Regions from separate parts of the Homo sapiens genome. Here region 2 is linked to region 1. A link is an interaction called in ENCODE POLR2A ChIA-PET data of the cell type or tissue named here. Cell type or tissue: PC-3. All regions are shown on one strand. Links, peaks and the distances in the headings refer to the core of each region. The heading gives the core; the rest is flanking DNA.

What was found. Peaks named below come from ENCODE experiments on the same cell type or tissue, not always from the same donor. Only the 100,000 strongest peaks of a DNase experiment are listed, where the experiment ranks them.
Region 2: POLR2A ChIA-PET joins it to region 1 with 11 read pairs; 2 of 35 experiments call an interaction of 5 or more read pairs at or near these places.

What each region holds. Positions count from the first base shown.
Region 1 is chr6:7,975,225-7,985,759 of GRCh38, forward strand. The region is part of intron 4 of BLOC1S5-TXNDC5 (BLOC1S5-TXNDC5 readthrough (NMD candidate)); the gene reads right to left. Among named protein-coding and RNA genes, the nearest start is that of TXNDC5, 70 kb to the left of the region's middle. RefSeq lists a silencer at 693-822. In PC-3, for the core only: no CTCF peak of the experiment used is centred there; no DNase peak of the experiment used is centred there.
Region 2 is chr6:7,753,128-7,763,662 of GRCh38, forward strand. The region is part of intron 1 of BMP6 (bone morphogenetic protein 6); the gene reads left to right. Among named protein-coding and RNA genes, the nearest start is that of BMP6, 32 kb to the left of the region's middle. RefSeq lists an enhancer at 10,423-10,535. In PC-3, for the core only: no CTCF peak of the experiment used is centred there; DNase peaks (open chromatin) are centred at 5,474 and 8,124.

The DNA of each region.
Region 1 (10,535 bases), core at 1,737-9,736:
GTCATTCTCAGCTCACTGTGCCAAAGGTCTTTTTGGCCGAGGGACTGAGGAAGACCATTGTTGTGGCTGGCTGTTATCTCTCGAGCCGACTCCACTTGGCAGAGGCACAAGTCCATCTCTCTGGTGTGGAACAAGGCGCTGGGCTCTAGATGAGTCAACACGCTAATAAACAAGAGGCATGGAGGAAATAGCAGCCAGTCTTGAAAACAAAAAAAAAGAAACATTTTGAAGTGTACTGGATGCCGAGATGTTTGTCCTCCATGGTGCAATCCTGCTTTATCTCACTCCACAGCCTTCCTATCAAAGAAATGGGGAAGTTAATAGTTTATCAAATGTGAATCGGCTGTAGTGTTTATGCATAACTTACATAGCACGGAAAGTATTTTTTGGTGCTGGGGGTACTGTTTTCTTTCATTGCAAATTTATATCTTTGTCATTCATCTCCCTTTTTGTCAGACTACATATTTTAGGAAGTCTTCTGTCTACCAAGAGGTTTATTGTCTCCTGAACTTATCCCCATGCCATCAGGGAAACCACCCCGACGGTGGCTCGGCAGTTCCCGGAGTGAGATAAAAAACAGCAAGCTTTCCCCTAATGTAGACAGAGAAGCAGGATGGAAACCCTGCTCTGGGGAAGGTCCTGTCTCTGAAGCAGAAGACCAGGGCAGAGGGAGAGCATGCTGTACCACACATGTGTTCCCTGCAAGCACAGCGTGGTGCTGTCAAGTAAACACTGGCCACAGCAACCAAGCAGCAGCAAAGCCCTGCCTCTCAGCACCTGCGTGGGTCACTGTGATGGCTCACACCAGGTGCACCAACACCTCACTCTGGTGATTTAGCAGGAACCCACAGATTCCACATGAGGCGGGAGCTCAACTGTTGAAAACACAGTGTGTCGCCATTAGGATTCTTGGGGAAATGCAGGTGGAGGAAGCCAACTCTAGTCCCAGGGCAACTTTTGCTTCCAGAGATCCCAAATGCACAAGAGTGTTCCCTAAGCTTGCTCTGGATGGAACGCAAGGGACACAGGACTTCCTAGGGTGACTCACAGACACCTTGTAATAATCCTGTGTTGACAGTCATAAGAAGGTGACCGTACCTCTGTTTCCTCCAGAAAATCCTGGTTTTGTCCTACTGTATGTATTAGTGACACCCACTTTCATGCTCAAAAGGTGTTTTCATGTGGATGACAAATGCTCCTCTTGTCAGTCCACTCCCTCATGGAACTAACGATCAGCTTCACTGATGCCACAGCTGCACTATTAGGGCCACTTTCCACCTGCACTTTGTTTCAGCAAATGCCTGTTAAGCACCCGTGGGGCATCCCTTTGCCTCCCACTGTGCTTGGCAAACAGGACAACATGAATAGATGGTCCTCACCACAAGCCTTAGTCTAGTCAGAGAGACAGACACCTCAATAGATGACTACACAGCCCTGTGTTAAATGTGACAGCAGAGGCACGCACAAAATAGGACCGCAGTGTCTCCCCTCAACGTCAGTTTACCATCCGCTCACTTGGAGAGTTATCTAGGGGATGTCCCAGCTTGCAAGTGGGGACAGCAGTGCTGGCATCAGCAGTGTGAGCAGACAGAAACTCAGAAAGCCATGGAGTAGGCGTGTTTCTTGCTGTGCTTTGGGAAGCGTCATCAGCATCTGGAGAGCAGAGTGTAAACGGGGACACAGAAGTGCTCACTTTTTCCCCTAAAGATATGCACAATTTTGTAATTTAAATATTTACTTCTGTTAGTGCTTAGCTACTACAGAATGCAAAATAAATCCACTCTAAAGAAGCTAAGATCCAGGTGTCTTAGTCAATTTAAGCTGCTATGACAGGAAACTATGATTTGGGTGGCTTATAGAATACAGAAATTTATTGCTTACAGTTCTGGAGGCTGGGAAGTCCAAGATCAAGGCCCTGGCAGATTTGGTATCTGGTGAGGGCTGCTTTGTGGTTTACAGATGGCACCTTCTCACTGTGTCCTCATGTGGTGGAAGGGGGAAGGCAGCTCTCTTTTATAAGGGCATTAATCCCATTCATGAGGTCTCCACCCTTGTAATCTAATTATCTTCCAAAGGCCCTACCTCCTCATACTGTCACCTTGGGGCTTAGGGTTTTTCTTTCCTTTTCTTTTTTTTTTTTTTTTTTGAGATAGAGTCTCATTCTGTTGGCCAGGCTGGAGTGCAGTGGTGCGAACTCAGGTCACTGCAACCTCTGCCTCCTGTGTTTAAGCGATTCTCCTGTCTCAGCCTCCCAAGTAGCTAGGTCTACAGCCATGCGCCACCATGCCTGGCTAATTTTTGTATTTTCAGTAGAGACAGGGTTTCACCATGTTGGGCAGGCTAGTCTCGAACTCCTGACCTCAGGTGATCCACCCATGTTGGCCTCCCAAAGTGCTGGGATTACAGGTGTGAGCCACCTCTCCTGGCCAGGGGCTTAGGATTTCAACTTGTGAATGCAACATGTGACCAAGAGACTAATGACAAAACTGCTACAATCAAAGCATGCAGTCCTTACCCAAGCCTAAAGAATCTAGCTAAACCTTACCCTAGCCAGCCAAAAACTCGCTGAAAGTATGTGTATGACAGTCAGTGAACATGACTTTGATCGAGGTAAGACTCACACTCTGATGAGGTCCCTCTCTTCAGGGGATTTAAATTACCAACATGTCAAAACAAACCTATCCACATATTGCAGAAAAAGGGATGCAAATATTCAGACCATAGCACTAGGCATGGAGTTTAGGATTAGAAAGGAAAACTTCTGCTGATTCTATTTTTACCCATGTCCACTGGAGGCAGACCCTCCTCTCAGCAGTCTTTAGCACTGATGCAAAATTTGTAAAGTATTGAGTTTTCTCATTATCTTTTGAGTGGCTGCGTGGACATGCCTGCATTTTTAAGCTTTGTTCATTTCATGCACTTTCTACGTAGAACATCTGATATGGTTTGGCTCCATGTCCCCACTCAAATCTCATGTTGAAATGTAATCCCCAATGCTGGAGGTAGGGCCTGGCAGGAGGTGATTGGATCATGGGGGTGGTTTCTCATGGTTTAACACCACAGGGCCCTTAGTGCTTTTGTTGCAATAGTGAGTGCTCATGAGATCTGGTTGTTTAAAAGTGTGTGGCACCTCCCCCTTCTCTCTCTTGCTCCTGTTCTGGCCATGTAAGACATGCCTGCTCCCGCTTTGCCTTCTGCCATAATCGTAAGTTTCCTGAGGCTTCCCCAGAAGCTGAGTGGATGCCAGCATCATGCTCTGTGCAACTGTGGGCCAATTAAGCCTCTTTTCTTGATCAATTACCCAGTCTCAGGTATTTCTTTACAGCAATGCGAGAACAGACTAATACAACATCCCTCTCCCTCTTTTTCACTTGTTGAAAGGTGCCAATCCAAAGAACAAACAGAGAGGGAGACTCTCTAAAAGACAATTACGTTTATTTGGGAATAGGGCGTTGTAATGGGAATATGCACGCCATAGTCAAGTGTGTGCGAATTCAGGGAGATTAATTTAAAAGGCTTTTAAAGGAAAATGAGGATTACATAATTGTTTTGAGATAATTATCCATGGCTACAAGGATTAATAGCAAGGATAGTGCCAGTCTGAGGCTAGACAGGCAGTTGCTAGGCAGACGTCTTCACAGAAGTGTTTTTGTGTGTGTTAGGGTTGCAAGGGCCTTTGTACAAGGTTGTGGTTTTTGCAAAGTCTTTTGTGGTAGTTCTTGTTATCAGGCATTCATGCATGAGTGCCCTGCATTCATGGCCTTCCTCAGCTCTATTTGTCAGGGCTTTTAACACAAATGACTCCATTTTGATCCTGACAACTTTCACAATGGCAAATCATGAGACCAATTCACAGGTCGACTCCTTAAAAAAAACCAATCCCTGATCCCACGAGGCAGGACTGGTCCTAATCTTATTCTGTATATTAATCCTTGATAGCACTTGTAATCTGTTAGTGAATTGTCTATAAGTCATTGTCCACAGTTAGACTCTGAATTCTTGGAAGCCAAGCACTGTTTCTGATTCATTTTTCTAATTCTAGCATTTAACATAGAGTTCAGTAAATATTAAACACGAGTTTGGATAAACATAATCATAGTTTTAAAAAGTGCACAGCGCAATGAATTATCCAGAGAGAATATACCTGTGTAACTATCACCCACGTCAAGAGTTAGAAAACTAGCAGCACCCCAGAAGCGCCACCTTGACCCATCTTCCAATCCCTGCATGCTTCCATCTCTTCAAGGTAGCTGCTATTTTGTCTTCTACCACTACCAGGTATTAGTTTTACTATTTTAAGCATTATATAAAGGAAACCATATAGTATATTTAATTTTACATTCAACTTCTTTCACTCAATATTATGTTATATATTATCTATCTATATATATATATTTATATTATTGTAGGCAGCTGAGTTAGTTCATTTTGGGAGGCTGTATAGTATTCCATTGGATGAATACACCACAATTTATCTACTTGACTCCTGTTGGATATTTATTTCCAATTTGAGGCTTTTATATATTATGCTCTTATAAAGTCTTATATGTGTTTTATAATATACATGGACACAATTTCTGTTAGAAATGAATTTTCCAGGTCTTTGGGCACAGCTCTGTTCAGCTTTAGTAGATAATGCAAAACATTTTTTTCAAAATGTTATGCCAGTTTATACTCCCAACTGTACTATGTATGTTCCCATTGCTGTGGATTTTGACCAACACTTGATATTATCAGTCTTTTAAATTATAGACACTCTGGCATGTGTGGTATGTGTGTATGTCTGTGTAATAGTATTACATTGTGGTTTTAATCTGTTTTCCCCATGATTAGTGAGCTTGAGAACTTTTTAACATTTTTATTGGCCATTTGGATACTCTCTTTTATGAGTTTCCTGTTCAAATCTGTGTTGCTCATAATTTCTATTAGGCTTTCTGGCCTTTTATTTGATTTTCAAATGGTAATCCAATCTTGGATTCATAAAATAATCCAGACTTATTTGTGATGTATTATTCTTTTCTTGATGCATTACTACATTGTTTTTTAATATTTTGTTCAGTTTTTGCATCTATGTTCATAATGGCATTGTCTATAATTTTTCTTTCTAGTAATACAATTGTCATAATCTGATGCTAACTTATTCTGGTCCCATAATAATACAACCCCAAATTGGGATGTATTTTTTCTTTTAATCTCTGGAATAATTTGTGTAAGATTACTATGGTAGGCAGTCTCTAAGATCATATCCCAAAAATTCTATTATCCTGGTATTCATGCCCTTGTGTAATAACCCCCCTTTAGTGTGGGCCAGATTTAGTGACTCATTTCTAAGAATATAATCTATCAGGGATGAAGGGATGTCACCTTCAAGATTAGGGTACAAAAAGACTGTAGCTTCAGTCTTCAGTGCTCACCATCCCTTGCTCAGTCTGAGGAAGCCATCTGTCATGTTGTGAACAGCCTTATGGAGAGACCCACATGGTAAGAAACTGAGTAAGGTCTCTGGCCAACAGCAAAGGAAGAAGTAACACCTTCAGTCAACAGCCTGTGAAAAACTGAAGCCTGTCAACAACCACATAAGTGAGCTTGGAAGTACACACTTTACCAATCAAACTTTCAGATAAGACTGCAGCCCCAGCCAAGAGCTTCCCTGTGGAAAAACCTTGGATCAGAGTCATCTGGGTAGGCCACACCTGGATTCCTGACCCATAGAAACTGTGAGATAATAAATGTTGTTTAAAGTTACTAAGTTTTGGGATACTGTGTTTTGCAGCAATAATCAATATAATTACCATTATTTTTCTTTTAAATGTTTGAAAGAATTCACTGGTAAAATCATTTAATCTTGGAGTCTTCTTTATGGACAGACCTTTAATTACATATTTAGTTTAATAATTATAGTACTATTTAGATTTTCCATTTCTTTCACTTAGTTTTGTTAAGTTTTATTTTTCTAGGAATTTGTCCATTTCTCTACATTTTCACATTTACCGGCATAGAGTTGTGTCTAAAATCTTACTATCTTTATGATAATTAAGATTCTCATTGTAAGATCTGTAGGATCTGAAGTATGTTCCCTTCCACATTCTTGATACTGGTTATTTATGCCATCACTTTTTCCTGCACCAGTCTTACCAGGAGCTTGTCAATGTTATTAGTCTTTTCAAAGAAACCACTTTTGGCTTTGTAAGTCCTCTCTATTTTTATTAATTTATTTCATCTATTTATCCTTTTCTTCTACTTTCTTTAGGTTTACTTTGCTGTTTTTCCCTAAAGCATTTCCTTTCCAAATTTATTTTTTGTAAATTTAAATTTTAAACTTATTTTTGTAATTTTTTGTAAATTTAAATGTACAGTTAAAACATTCTTAAAGTTTATTTAAAATCATACATTTTCCTTGAAGCATGGATTTAGTTGCATCCCCAAAATTTCAATGTCATACTGTAATCCTTTTTCAGTTTGCAATATCTTCTAACCTCCGCTGTGATTTCTCCTTGGCCCAGGACTTATGTAGAGGTATATTTGAGTTTTTTCTAGTAATATTTTACTTAATGATTTCTAGCTTAATTCTACTGTCATCAGAACATACTCTGTATAATCTTAACATTTTGAAATTAGTTGAGTCTTGTTTTATGGCCCAGCATGGGATCACGTTTTATACATATTCCTGTGTACTTAAAAATTATTTGCATTATGAACATTATGTAATAGTAAGTACACTGTTCTGTATATGCCAATTTGAATTAAGCTTGTTAATTGTCTTGTTCAAAGCTTCTATATTTAAAGTGCTTTTTCTATCAATTATTGAGGAAGCTATGTTATTTGCTGAAAATTTAGAATTCTTATACCTTATTGTTGAAGTAAATATTTAATTATTATGAAGTATCTCTTTTTATGTCTAGGAATACCTGTTACCTCAGTGAACTTTCTCTGATATTAATCTTTGTGATGTGATATTAAATTACACCAGTTTTATTTTCATTAGTGTTTGTACACTATATCTTTTCCATTCATTTACTTTCCATCTTTCTGTGTTCTCAAAATTTAAATGTGTCTCTTCTAAAGCATAAAATTGTTTTAAAAATAAATTCAGGCTGGGCACGGTGGCTCATGCCTGTAATCCCAGAACTTTGGGAGGCCAAGGCAGACAGATCACCTGAGGTTGGGAGTTCGAGACCAGCCTGACCAACACGGAGAAACCCCATCTCTACTAAAAATACAAAATTAGCTGGGCGTGGTGGCGCATGCCTGTAATCCCAACTACTTGGGAGGCTGAGGCAGGAGAATCGCTTGAACCCAGAGGGCGGAGGTTGTGGTGAGCAGACATCATGCCGTTGCACTCTAGCCTGGGCAACAAGCGTGAAACTCCATCTCAAAAAAAAAAATTAAAATAAATAAATAAATCCAGCTATTAATATTTTAATAAAAGCATTTAGTTGCTATGTAGTTAACGTATGTCTTGATATATTGGGGTTTACATCCTCCTAGGCTTCATGCTTCTCTTGCCTATTCTAGTTCCTTCTCCTGTACCTCCTCCCCCCTTCCATTTTGCTTTCTTTTTGAATTAACTTGGTATTTTAAAATAATTTTCTCCCGTTAATTTGGCATTTTACAATCTTTAATTACTTTTTAGTTACAGAAATTACAGCATTCAGGCCAGGCATGGTGGCTCATGCCTGTAATCCCAGCACTTTGGGAGGCCAAGGTGGGCAGATCACTTGAGTCCAGGAATTTGAGACCAGCCTGGCCAACGTGGTGAAACCCATCTCTACTGAAAACCCAAAAATTAGCCAGGTGTGGTGGCGGGCGCCTGTAATCCCAGCTACTTGGAGGCTGAGGCAGGTGAATCGCTTGAATTTGGGAGGCAGAGGTTGCAGTGAGCCGAGATCAGACCACTGCACTCCAGCCTGGGCAACAGAGCAAGACTCCTACTCAAAAAAAAAAAAAAATTAATTTTAAAAAACGAAGCTAACATCATTAACACTTTTACTTCAAAATGCAAAGGACTTTATAATACTTTAATTTTGTTTAGATCCTTCATTTCTGTTGAGACTTTAAACAATTATGTTTTTAAACTCCAAAGCATAGCATTAATATCATTTTTTGAAGAACAACATTCATTTGGATTTACTCATTTATTTACCCCATTTCTCTCGCTCTCCATTTCATCCCCCATCTCTAAAAAATTAGAGTCACTTTTCTCTTGCCTGAGAATGTTCTTTGGTGTTCCCTTTATTACAAAGATGCCTCTGGTAAATTCTCTCAGTTGTTGTTTACCTGAAAATGCCTTTGTTTCCTTGTCAATCTTGGTAGTTCTTTTTGCTAGGGATAGAATTCCAAAATTCAAAGATTTTATTCTTCTGTCTTCTATTATTTCTGTAAAGAAGTTAGCTGTCAGTCTTATGATTCATTCTATGAGGATAATCTCTCCTCACCTACCACCTCACTTTCTTTGCTTTAAATTTTCTGTCTGCCTTTCAGCAGAATTTTACTATCATTTTTGTTTTTATTTATCTTACTTGAGGATTACAATGACTCTTAAAACTATGACTTTAAGTCTTTCATCAATTTTGAAAAATTCTCAGCCATTATCCCTTGAAATGTTGCTTCTGTCTCATTTTCTCTCTCCTTTCCTTCCAGGACTAAATGTTACATTCTTTCACTGTATTCCCTATCTTTTCTTTTTTATGTATTTTCTTTGTTTTCTTCCTGTCTTTTTTTTTTTTTTTTTTTTTTTTTTGAGATGGAGCCTTGCTCTGTCGCGTAGGCTAGAGTGCCATGGAGCAATCTTGGCTCACTGCAACCTCTGCCTCCCAGGTTCTAGCGATTTTCCTGCCTCAGCCTCCAGAGTAGCTGAGATTACAGGTGCCTGCCACCACGCCTGGCTAATTTTTGTATTTTCAGTAGAGACAGGGTTTCACCATGTTGGCTAGGCTGGTCTCAAATTCCAACCTTCGGTGATCCACCCACCTCAGCCTCCCAAAGTGCTGGGATTACAGGCATGAGTCACCACGCCCAGCCTCTTTTATGTATTTTCTAAACTTTTATTTTTCTATGCTTCATTCTAGATATTTTCTTCAGATTTTCCTACTCCACTCCTTCTCTCTTTAGCTGTCTCTAATCTGCCATAAATCTTATCCATTGAGTTTTTCTTTTATCATAATTTTTAGTTGTAGAACTTTGTTCTTTTATAGCATTTCTAGTTCTCTGCTTAAGTTGCCAATCTTGTCATTTATTTCTTTAAATATATTAATCAGTGTTACTTTAAAATCTGTATAAGAGAATGATATTACTGAGATATGGCAGGATCCCCTGTGAGTCCATTTCTATTGTCTATCATTTCTCTTGGTATTCAGTCACATTGTCTTGACTCCTTATGTACATAATAATGACTGCCTGAATTCTGGACATTACACATAAAAAATGAGAGAGAATTTAAGGGCTAGGACAATGTTATTAATATATTTCTCCAAAGAGGAATATAAATTTGCTCTTTATAGACATCTAGGGATATTACCCATCTCAATTATCTTGATCCCACCAGGGATTGAGGTGATTCGCAGCTGAATTGCAGTGTCTGTGAGGAACGGTCTATTTCTATACACATTTACTCCCATGCTATATAGCCTTTCAGGGTCTCAATCCGAAGTTTTGGGAAGTTTAGCAGACAATTGCTGTATCAGACCCCAAACTCAGTTTTTTGTTCCCTAATCCACTGAGTTTGTCAAAAACTCTGCTAAGCTTATCAGACTCTCAGCTACCTCTAATGGAACATGCAGAGGTCCCTAAGGAAACAGTGGGCCCAAATGCTCACCTCTCTGTACTTCTTTCTTTTCCCAGATCTCAGTACTATAATTATTCACTAACTTCTTAGGACTCCAATGTATCCGACCAAATTTTTAAAAAAATTTGTTCTCTGAGGGAGGTTGGTTTAAATGGACTATTCTGCCATAAACAAAAGCCAATCCCCATTTATAAATATTTTATTATCACAAATACTTGTCCATTCATGGTAGTATGCTGGGGGCATAGCAGCACACATAATAAATTTCATATAAATAAAGTGTACAATTTTTCTGTCTCATTAGAGAACATATTTGCGGCATTATTTGTTAGCATGTCATTATCATAGGTTTTGACAGGATGGTAGGGAATAAATATTATTCCTTAATTCCATAGGTTTTAGAGTATGGAGGGATCATGTAAATTTACCTAAACTCCTCCCTTCCCATTTCATAGAGGCAGCAATAGAGCCCCAGGGATGTTGAGTGACTTATCCAAGATCAAACAATCAGCTAGTGGCACAAGCAGATTCTTAAATCAGTTATCACACTTCTAGAGCGCTGAGGTCTTTCTTCCATAACACACTGGTGTTGTTTGAGAAAGCTTCTATACATGAATTGGAGTTTCAAGTATGTTTCTGATACTAAGAGAGAAGTGAGGCTAGAGGACCCGAGATGATAGGGCATTCGAGTCATTAGGTGCAACTTGAAAAAAAAAAAAAAAGGCTTAGGTAGGAATGGGTTGATCACGTA
Region 2 (10,535 bases), core at 919-8,918, 220 kb before region 1:
TTTAAGTAATGTTTATTAAAGCTAGCCCTGACCTCAATCAAGCACCTGCTACTTAATTGATCAAATGGTCACTGGTAAGCCCTGTCTCTTCTAAAGTGACTTCGCCCCAAGTCATCCACTGACCTTTGCTCAGCACTTTCTCCAGAGACGAGAGAGTGCACAAGAGGAAATGAAAAAACAGATTTGGTGGGAATTGTTGTTCCTGGTTGAAATGAAATGTATGTATCCCTGCTACCCAAATGTGGTCTGTGGACCAGCAGCAGCTGCCCCACTAGGGAGCGTGTCAGAAATGCAGCATCCCAGGCACCTTTAGATTAGAAACCTGCATTTACAAGACCCCTAGGTGATTCATAGGCACAGTAAGGTTCGAGAAGCACTGATCCAACCCACAGCCCTCCTTCTGCACAGCGGTAACCCAGCAGGGCCATCTTTGTTTCAGAAGCACCCATATTACAAAGAGCTTGAGTTATTCTGGGGAGGTAAGGTAAAGGAGAGAAGTCATACTTCAATGGCAGTGAGACTTTGCCTAGAAATCTACAAAATAACATTACTCTGAGTGCTAGAACTGTAAGTACTTCCATCACTCTGCTATACAGCCTTTTCTAAATAAGCATTAAAGGATATAGGTTTTCGTCTAACATCAATTTTTTTTGATATGTTGTGCTTTCTATTTGCATTCAGCTCAAAATATTTTTAAAATTCCCCTCGTGATTTCTTCTTTGACCTGTGGATTATTTAGAAGTATGCTGTTTAATTTCGAAATATTTGGGGATTTACTGATTTCTAGTTTAATTCCGTTGTAATGAGAGAACACTGTATGATATCAATCATTTTTAATTTTGGTCTTATTTTAGGGCCATAATATGGTTGATCTTGGTGGATGCTTCCTGTGCCCTTCAAAAGAATATGTGTTCTGTTGTTATTGGGTAGAGTGTTCAATAAATGGCGGTTAGGTCAAGTTAGTTGATAGTGTTGTTCTTTATTGTCTTTTTTTCTTTCTTTCTTTTTGAAACAGAGTCTTCATGTGTCATCCAGGCTGCAGTGCAGTGGTGCAATCACAGCTCACTGCAGCCTCTCCCTCCTGGGCTCAAGCGATCCTCCCATCTCAGCCTCCCGAGTAGCTGGGACTACAGGCACGTGCCACCATGCCTAATTTTTGTGTCTTTGGAAAGATCAGGTCTCTCCATGTTGCCTAGGTCTCAAACTCCTGAGCTCAAGCGATCTGCCCTCCTCGGCTTCCCAAAGCGCTGGGATTAGAGGCATGAGCCACCACGCCCAGCCCAAATCTTTACTGGCTTTCTTTGTACTTGCTCTATCAATTACTGGATGTTGAAATCTCCAACTATAATTAAGGATTTGTCTACTTCTTTTTTCAGTTCTGTCATTTATTTTTCCCCTTCCTGTGTTTTGAAGCCCTGTTCCTGGGAAATCCACATTTAGGACTGTTATGTCTCTGGATGAACTTGATTATTCTCTTTGTCCTTGATAATAGTCTTTGTTCAGTAGTCATCTTTGTCTGAAATTAATATGACCACTCTAGCTTTCTTTTCATTTGTGTGCACACGGCATAATGTTCTAACCTTTTTTGTTGTTGTTGTTTGTTTGTTTGAGACAGAGTCTCGCTCTATTGCCCAGGCTGGAGTGCAGTGGTGCGATCTCGGCTCACTGCAAGCTCCGCCCCCCAGGTTCAAGCCATTCTCCTACCTCAGCCCCCTGAGTAGCTGGGATTACAGGCACTTGCCACCACGCCCGGCTAATTTTTTTGTATTTTTAGTAGAGACCGGGTTTCACCGTGTTCTCCAGGATGATCTCCATCTCATGACCTCGTGATCTGCCTGCCTTGGCCTCCCAAAGTGCTGGGATTACAGGCGTGAGCCACCGCGCCCGGACTAATTTTCTAACCTTTTTAACTTTTAACTTATCTGTGTCTTTAGTCTTTATATATAAAGTGGGTTTCTCATAAATAACATAGAGTTAGGTCTTGTTTATTTCTTGAAGCAACCTAACAATTTCTGCCTTTTAATTGGTGTGTTTAGAATATTTACATTTAATGTGATTATTGATGTGTCTGGGTGTAAATCTACCATCTTGCTATTTGTTTTCTATTTGTCCCATCTGTTCTTTGTTCCCTTCCCCCCTTTTTCTGCCTTCTTTTGGATTGTGTATTTTTTGTGATTTTATTTTATTTCCACTACTGGTTTAGACCTTTATGTTTTATTTATTTTTAGTAGTTGCTCTAAGGTTTATAGTATATGTGCTTAACTTACCACAGTCTGTTTTTAAATATTTTACCACTTCACGTAGAATGTAAGAATTTTACAACAGTATACTTCAATTTCCTTCTTCTGTTCTTTGTACTATTGTTTTCATATATTTTATTTCTGTTTATGTTACAAAGCCCATAATACCCTGTTAGTGTTTGCATCAAGCAGTCAATCACGTTTTAAATAAATTAAAAATGAGAAAAAGTCTCTTACGTATACCCACCTATTTACCATTTCTCACACTCTTTATTCCTTTTTGTAGATCAACATTTTTTTTTAATCTAGAATCATGTTCCTTCTGCTTGAAGAACTTCTGTTAACTTTTCATGTAATACTTGTCTACTGGTGATAAATCCCCTCAGCTTTTATTTATCTGAAAAAATTCTCTATCTGTGTTGTGGAAAGATATTCACTGGGTCTATAATTTGAGATTGACAGTATTTATTTCCCTTGCAGCACTTTATAGACAGTGTTTTACTGACTTCTACCCTGGATGGCCTGATGACATCTTGGTTCCTTTGTACATAAATTGTCTTCTGTTATATGGCTGATTTTTAAGATTTTCTCTTTATCACTGGTTTTCAGAAATGGTTTTATCATGTGCCTTGGTGTTGTTTTATTTAGGTTTCTTCTGCTTGAGGCTCTTTGAGTTTCTATCTGTGAGTTTATAGTTTTATTTAAATTCAGAAAAATTTGGTCATTACTTCTTCAAGTCACTTTTTGGCTTTCCTCTTTCGTCACCTCCTTCTGGGTTTCAAATTACCCATAGGCTGGACTTCTTTATATCTCACGCTTCAGTGTTTTGTTTTGTTTTGTTTCCTCTCTGTGTTGTCTCATTTGGGCAAGTTTCTATTGCTAAGACATCAAGTTCACTAATATTTTCTTTTTCAGTATCTAAACTGCTGTTAATACCATCTAATGCATTTTTCATTTGACTAAAAGTTTCATTTACTTATTTTGTGTGTCTTTCATGTATTTCCTTCTCATGCTCATGCTTTTCTTTGTATTCTTGAGCATATATTTATGATTTATAATACCAATTGTAAGGTCCTTTCCTTAGTCATTCTATCACCTCTGTTATTTCTGAGTCTGTTTTTATGGATTGATTTTTCTTTTAGTTATGAGTTATTTTCCTACATCTTCAAATGCTCACTAATTTTTGAGCATGCAAAGATGCTGTGTGCTGGATTTTGTTATATTCCTTTTTAAAAAGTGAGCACGCAAAGATGCTGTGTGCTGGATTTTGTTATATTCCTTTTTAAAAAGTTAGATTTTATTCTTCTGTGCAACGAAGTAACTTGCAGATCAATTTGATCCTTTTGAACTTTGCTTTCAAGCTTTGTTATGGTGGATTCAGACAGGCCTTTATTTTAGGATTAATTTATCCCCTCCTAAGACACATTCTTTTAAGAACTCTACCTAATACTCCATATATTATGAGGTGACTACATTCTGGTTCTCCAGCACGCAAACTTTCCCCAGCCTTGTGTAAACTGGTAATTTTTTTTCCTGCTGCTTTCCCATAGTTCTTTCCTTGCCTTGGAGGTTTTCTTTGTACACAAGCAGTTCAGAACTCAGCCAAAGGTTAGAGAAGACCCCTCTGTAGATCTTTGGAGCGCTCTCTCTATGTAGCACTCTCTTTTCCAGTATTTAGCCCTGAAAATTTAGATGCCTTGGCCTTCCCAAACTCCAATCTCTGTCTTCTAAACTCAATGAGATTGTTGGACCCTATTTGGTAGCCCTCTCCCTGGGCTGCCACGTAAACATATAAGTATCCTTCCATTTGTAAAATACATAGCATAGTGTGTTAGTTTCCTAAATCCGCCACAAGTGGATGACTTTAAACAACAAAGTTTATTCTCTCATAGTTCAGGAGGCTAGAAGTCTGAAACCAAGGTGTCAGCAGGCAGTGCTCCCCCTGAAGACTCTAGGAAGGATTTTGTTCATGCCTTTCTCTGAGCTTCTGGTGTTGCTGGCAATCCTTGTCTTGTAGAAGCATCACTTCCATCTCTACCTCGGCCATCATAGGACATTCTCCCTATGCCTGCTTATGTGTCTCTTTTTCTTCCCTTATGAGGACATTAGTCAGATTGGATTAAGGGCCCACCCTACTCCAGTATGACCTCATCTTAATTATATCAACAAGGATGCTATTTCCAAATAATGTCACATTCTGAGGTTCTGGGAAGGACGTGAATTTTGGGGGGACACTATTCAACCTAGTACCTATGGCAACTGTGAGTCCCAAAGTTGCTTTGATCCCTTGATAAGGAAATTCTTTATGCTGAGATAAGACTAGTTTCAGATATGCTGCCTGCATCATTTCCAGACTGCTCTCCCTACGTCTCTGCACCCTACCTGGTAATCTGTGAGTGTTCTTTCATAATTATACAATGTATCCACAGCTTCATCTTCATAGATCAGGAATGCCCATTTCCTTGCAGGTTCCCTGTCTATTCCTGAACTTCAGGGCAGTGAGAAAATTCCATCTTGTGTGCCACTGAATGCCCTTCGTAGCTTCAGTCATAACTGTTCATCATCACTCTCTCACCCTGCTAAAATGCCCACTCTGAAAGTTTGTCTATTTCAGAATCTTGCCTCTAATTATCTTCACAAGTTTCCTTTGTGATGCACTGCCCTAGAAGTGGCTCATTTTCCATATCAAAGTTCTGCAGATGAGAAACAGAATTATAGTAGATTACTCTTGCTAGTAGAGAAGAATGCCCCTGCATGGGGAAGATGCCAATCAAACATAACATTTTCCGCAAACGTTTTGCATATTGCCTTATGTTATAGTCCAGCTTCTTTCTGGAAAGATGACAGTCCATACGGGCCCCAGCATCTTTGTGAATTCGTACTGAGAATGTGAATTCGCAGATTGAGTAGCCACCAGACTTAGACAAGTGATCTCCCAGCTATCCAGGCAAGGAGCTGGATAAAGAGATGATGATGGTCACCAAGGTCAGAAATAACTGGCAGAATCAGGAATAGATTCAGTGAGTTTTGGCTCACAACTCACCACCAGGCATTTTTTTTCAAGACAAAGAAATCCATCTGGGTTTCTGTTGGGTCCTTGCAGGACCTGACTAGATTTGTGTTTGGAAAATTGCCATACCAACAACTACGGTTTGCAACCAAGCCTATTTAAAACAAGATCAACAAAACCCCTCTCTTCCCTACAGTGCCTTGTGGTATTTGAGTGTTAATTTTGACTTCTTTTGAATAGCTGTGGTGGCAGTGGCTAAAGGGTGAAGCTTTAAGATGCCTTAGAGGATCAGTCATAGAAGGCGGCTTGCCAAGCCTGACACCGAAGAAAAACGCAGCCCTTGGGTCCGGCTGTGCCTCGCAATTCTGGCATCCAGTCTTTTCTCTGACCCAACCACAAACCCCTTCACCCTCTCTCCACCCCCTTCCACATGCTCACACGCACATGAGGTGCAGCCACTGTCCCCTTCTCTGTGTGCTCCCTTGTCCACGGATGCATTTGTGGTTGGAGGGGAGTCGGTGCAGCCATGGTAGAATAGAGGTCCTCGTGTAAGACTAACATGAGTGGTCTATTTACTCATCTGTGCTGCCCACTAGACCAAGAGCTCCTAAGAGCAGAGACTGTCTTATTCTTGTTTATATCTTCAATGTCCAGCACAGTGTCTGCTCAGGACAGCCATTGAATTATCTCCTGAATGGTTAGATGGTATAAGGAAGGCTTCCCTTAAAGAATATCTTGCCGCTGTCTTGGGATTTGACATTCAATGAATCAGGAGATGATTCTTGAAGTTTCATATCCGTTAAGTTCCTCATTACCATATATGTATGTATGTATGCTTGATACTAGTAATATCATCAATCTTACCAGGAACGTGGTGTCCCCAGGAAGGTCATACATTGCCACAGAATCTGGCCAAATGGTTCCTTGAGCAGTTCCACGTGGAGGGGACGTCTGTGCACATGAGTAGATAAAAAATGCAAGCAATGTTGTTGAAAGTTAGAACTCAGCTTTTTTCCCCTTGAGGTCCTCGGCCACCACTCAGCTGCTGAAATCCAGAACACTTTGGTTCTAGTCCTGGTTCTGACATGAATGCCCTGGTGACCTTCGATTCACTTAACCTTTCCAGACCCTAGTTTTGCCTCATCAGCAAAACACATGCTCTTTAAGGCCCTTATAACCCTAAACTCTTGCCTTGAACCTGCTTTGAGTTTTAAGTAATGAACACATGAGACTAAACAAATCAGATTTTAAAAGCTTGAGTGAAATAAAAGAATTTAAAAAAAAGAAGTGAATTTTAAAGACTAATTTCTTTCTTCTTCTTTTTTTTTTTTTTTTTTTTTTTTGGAGACTGAATCTCACTCTGTTGCCCAGGCTGGAGTGCGGTGGCACAATCTCAACTCACTGCGGCCTCTGCCTCCCAGGTTCAAGCAGTTCTCCTGCCTTAGCCTCCCAAGTAGCTGGGATTACAGGTGCCAGCCACCATGCCTGGCTAATTTTTGTATTTTTAGTAGAGATGGGGTTTCACCACATTGGCCAGGCTAGTCTCAGAACTCCTGACCTCAGGTGATCTGCCTACCTTGGCCTCCCAAAGTGCTGGGATTACAGGTGTGAGCCACTACACCTGGCCTCTTTCTTAATTTTATCTAAGAAAGCAGAATTTCACATCTTAATTTTTATTTTTCAACTTTTTTTTTTTTTTTTTTTTTAGATACAAGATCTCGCTCTGTCACCCAGGCTGGAGTACAGCGATTATAGCTTACTGCAGCCTCGAACTCCTGGCTTCAAGTAATCCTCCCACCCCAGTCTCCCAAATTGCTGGGATTATAGGAATGAGCCAGTGTACCTGACCTTCAAGTATATTTTTTGAGGTGGTATGATAGACTAGTGAAATTAAAACAGGAACTGTGAAATTATAATTTATTTGTTCCTTTTCCTAAATACCTTTGTCAGTCTGCATGTGAATTAAAGTAATTATTTACTTTATATCAGAGTAGAGCAAGGAACACCGTCTTTCCACCTTGACTTTGCTGCTCTGGGTGACTTTGGGCAAGTAGTTTAGCTCTCTTGGACCATAGTTTTACTTATTTATTTATTTATTTGTTTCTTTGAGACAGAGTCTTACTCTGTCACCCAGGCTGGAGTGCAGTGGTGCAGTCTCAGCTCTCTGCAACCTTCACCTCCCGGGTTCCAGCAATTCTCCCTGCCTCAGCCTCCCAAGTAGCTGGGATTACAGACGCCTGCCACCACACCCAGCTAATTTTTGTATTTTTAGTAGAGATGGGGTTTCACCATGTTAGCCAGGCTGGTCTCAAACTTCTGACCTCAGGTGATCTGCCTGCCTTAGCCTCCCAAAGTGCGGGGATTACAGGCGTGAGCCACCGTGCCTGGCTGGACCGTAGTGTTTTAACATGTGAAAGTAGATGTCTGGTGAATAAAAGTTAAAGTAAAGTTTTGAATGCATCAAAAACGTCTCTTTGAAATAAGTGCTGTTATGCGGAGCCTCCAAAATGAGTTTTCTTCACCTCGTGCTGTAATTAGTGAGTAGAAAGTCTCCAGTTAATTTTGTAAAATATAAGCCATTACGGACATTGTTCTTTCTCCCTGGATTAACAACTCCAGCAGATCTGAATGGCAATAGCACATATTAGTTGAACGAGGGTCAGTTTGGCCTTTGCCTTATATTCGGCATTATCGTTACAATGCGATACAATATCCTCTTCAAGATTCAAGCTTTCTTCTCTTATTTTATGCTTTTCTATGTCACATTTCTCCAAGACTATCTTTGGATTACTTATACACACAGCTGTTTTATGAGACTCTGTTGGAGCTTATGAGTCAGATTACTGTTACCAAAATGTTTGTGAAATCACTTCTTAAGTCATATATTTGCATCATGTACAACCTGTTTGACAATCAAAACATTATGCCCTTCAGCACTTGGCTGGTTATGATAGTAAGTTTTCCAGTAGAGTGTTCCAGCAGAATATAATTGGGCAGTAGACAGAAGGAGCACAGTATATTATTTTAACATAGAATTCCAAGTGCATTTCTCTTCTTGTAAGATTGAGAAGGACACATAATATTCTGTAATAGACTCAGGGTGATCAATTAATAGCATAGAGAAATTCCAGTGCAGCTGGGGCATTACCAAGTGCAGCCCTGGAGCCAACAGGGGTGGATGGAAGGATGGAATGGCCGGAACACAAGACGCAGACATGGCCACTGACACAGCACTGCCTGTCTGTGTTGGTCAGTATCTCAGGCACCTGCTGACACTGGCTGTTCTTTACCTGCTCTTGGCCAACCTTCAAGGCCCATCTCAAATGGTGGCTCCTTCAAAAAGGCTTCATTGATATCTTCAGAGTAGACTTAGAGACTCCCTTTCCTCAAAGTCTTTACGGCATTTTCTTTGTACTTTCTGATCGCTCAGTTGTCATTTGTCATTTGTTATTGTCTCATTGCCCCCACTTGTCCGTAACTTCCTTGAGGACAAGGAATGTGTCTTACTCCCCTTGGATTTCTTTTCTTTTCTTTTTTTGAGACGGAGTCTGACTCTGTTGCCCAGGCTGGAGTGTAGTGGTGTGATCTCAGCTCACTGCAGTGGCGTGATCTCAGCTCACTGCAACCTCCACTTTCTGAGCTCGAGCAATTCTCCTGCCTCAGCCTCCCGAGTAGCTGGGATTACAGGCGCCCGCCACCATGTCTGGCTAATTTTTGTATTTTTAGTAGAAATGGGGTTTCACCATGGTGGCCAGGCTGGTCTCGAACTCCTGACCTCAAATGATCCACCTACCTCAGCCTCCCAAAGTGCTGGCATTACAGGTCTGAGCCACTGCACCTGGCCAACCTTGGATTTCTTAAAAGGAAGGGGTTGTATCTTGATTAAGGTGTGAGTGGTCAAATGTCAATGCAGTGTTATTATATGTCATTTTTCAAAGGACACATCCAAATTCAGCCAGTGACATCCTGGGTTGACACTTGAAGGTCTGCTTTAATGATCTTGAAGGTTTGCTTTAATGATCTTGAAGGTTTGCTTTAATAGTCTTTCGCAGTAGTCCTGGGCACTGACTTTTGCTAAGGCATGACGTGGGGGAATTCAAACTTTTATGCAGTCAGCCTTGCCCTCTTGGAGTTTATGATATTATCAGGGACAATATACAAATATATAACATATATACATATGTCCTAAGTGCTAGCTGAGTAAAACGGCACATAAATTCTATAGAAATATAAGCTTCATCCCCAGCTTACTAAATAAATATTCTTTCTAGCTCTGAACATAATTGCATCTGTAACAATCCTTATATTCTGATTAAATAAAAAGATGCAACTCAATGTGCATGTCTGAGTGTGTGTCCACGCATTTTAAGTGTTTTTCCAGTGCCCATAATATGTCTTATCAACATATTGATTTTCTGTCCATATTCTCGCAGTTCTTCTCCAGGGGATAGGAGTATGTTGCTAGAGGGGATCTTAATAGTTGGCTTGATGTTTAAGCCGCCGTGCGACGCAGATGTGCAGCCAGCTGAAGTCCGTTTTGCAATGACGGTATCCTGGGAGTCTGGAGGAGAAACCTTTTAACGACTGTGAGATGTAGCCACAGCCCATAAAACATGGCCGTGCGGCAGGCGCCCAGCTCTCCACCTGACCTGTAAACTCCTATGCGCCTTTGCATCCCCACACTCTGCTTTGCAGATACTCTTATGAATTCTGCAAGTCTTGGTAAATAGGTTAGCTTTTAGAAACCTGTGTTTTAAAGTACAAAGCATGCATCTCAGATGCGAGTTTAGAACTTGGAGAAAGTTCTCCCGTGTTTTCAGCCTCCACTGTCTGCAGCCAACCCCAGGGGAGGAATAGTATGGAAGAGAACTCAAAGAAATGAAAGCACAACATACCCCTTTACTTTGAAACAAGAGGCCTGTAAGTATTCATGTAAAAAGTCATGGTAAAATTCTGTGTTCTTACAGAATGATGATCCTCTTATTTTCAAAGTTGTGGGGAGGCACTCTTATGGGAATAAAAAGACTCCAAAAACAAAACAAGAAGAAAAAGTATTTTTCTACACAGAAAAACTTCAAGAAAACATCCCATCGCCTTTTATGTCCTAGGCTTTTATCCTTATTCTTTTAAAACACCCATTAAAAAGAAAGAGGCTGGCGGGTTTCATGCTAAAAGCTATTTGCTACAGGGGACAATTTGCCAGATATGAAAGTGTGGTTTGTGGGTGTTGACATTCGGGTTTGTCCTATCATGGCTGGGCAGAACCTCTGATGGACTCCACTGGA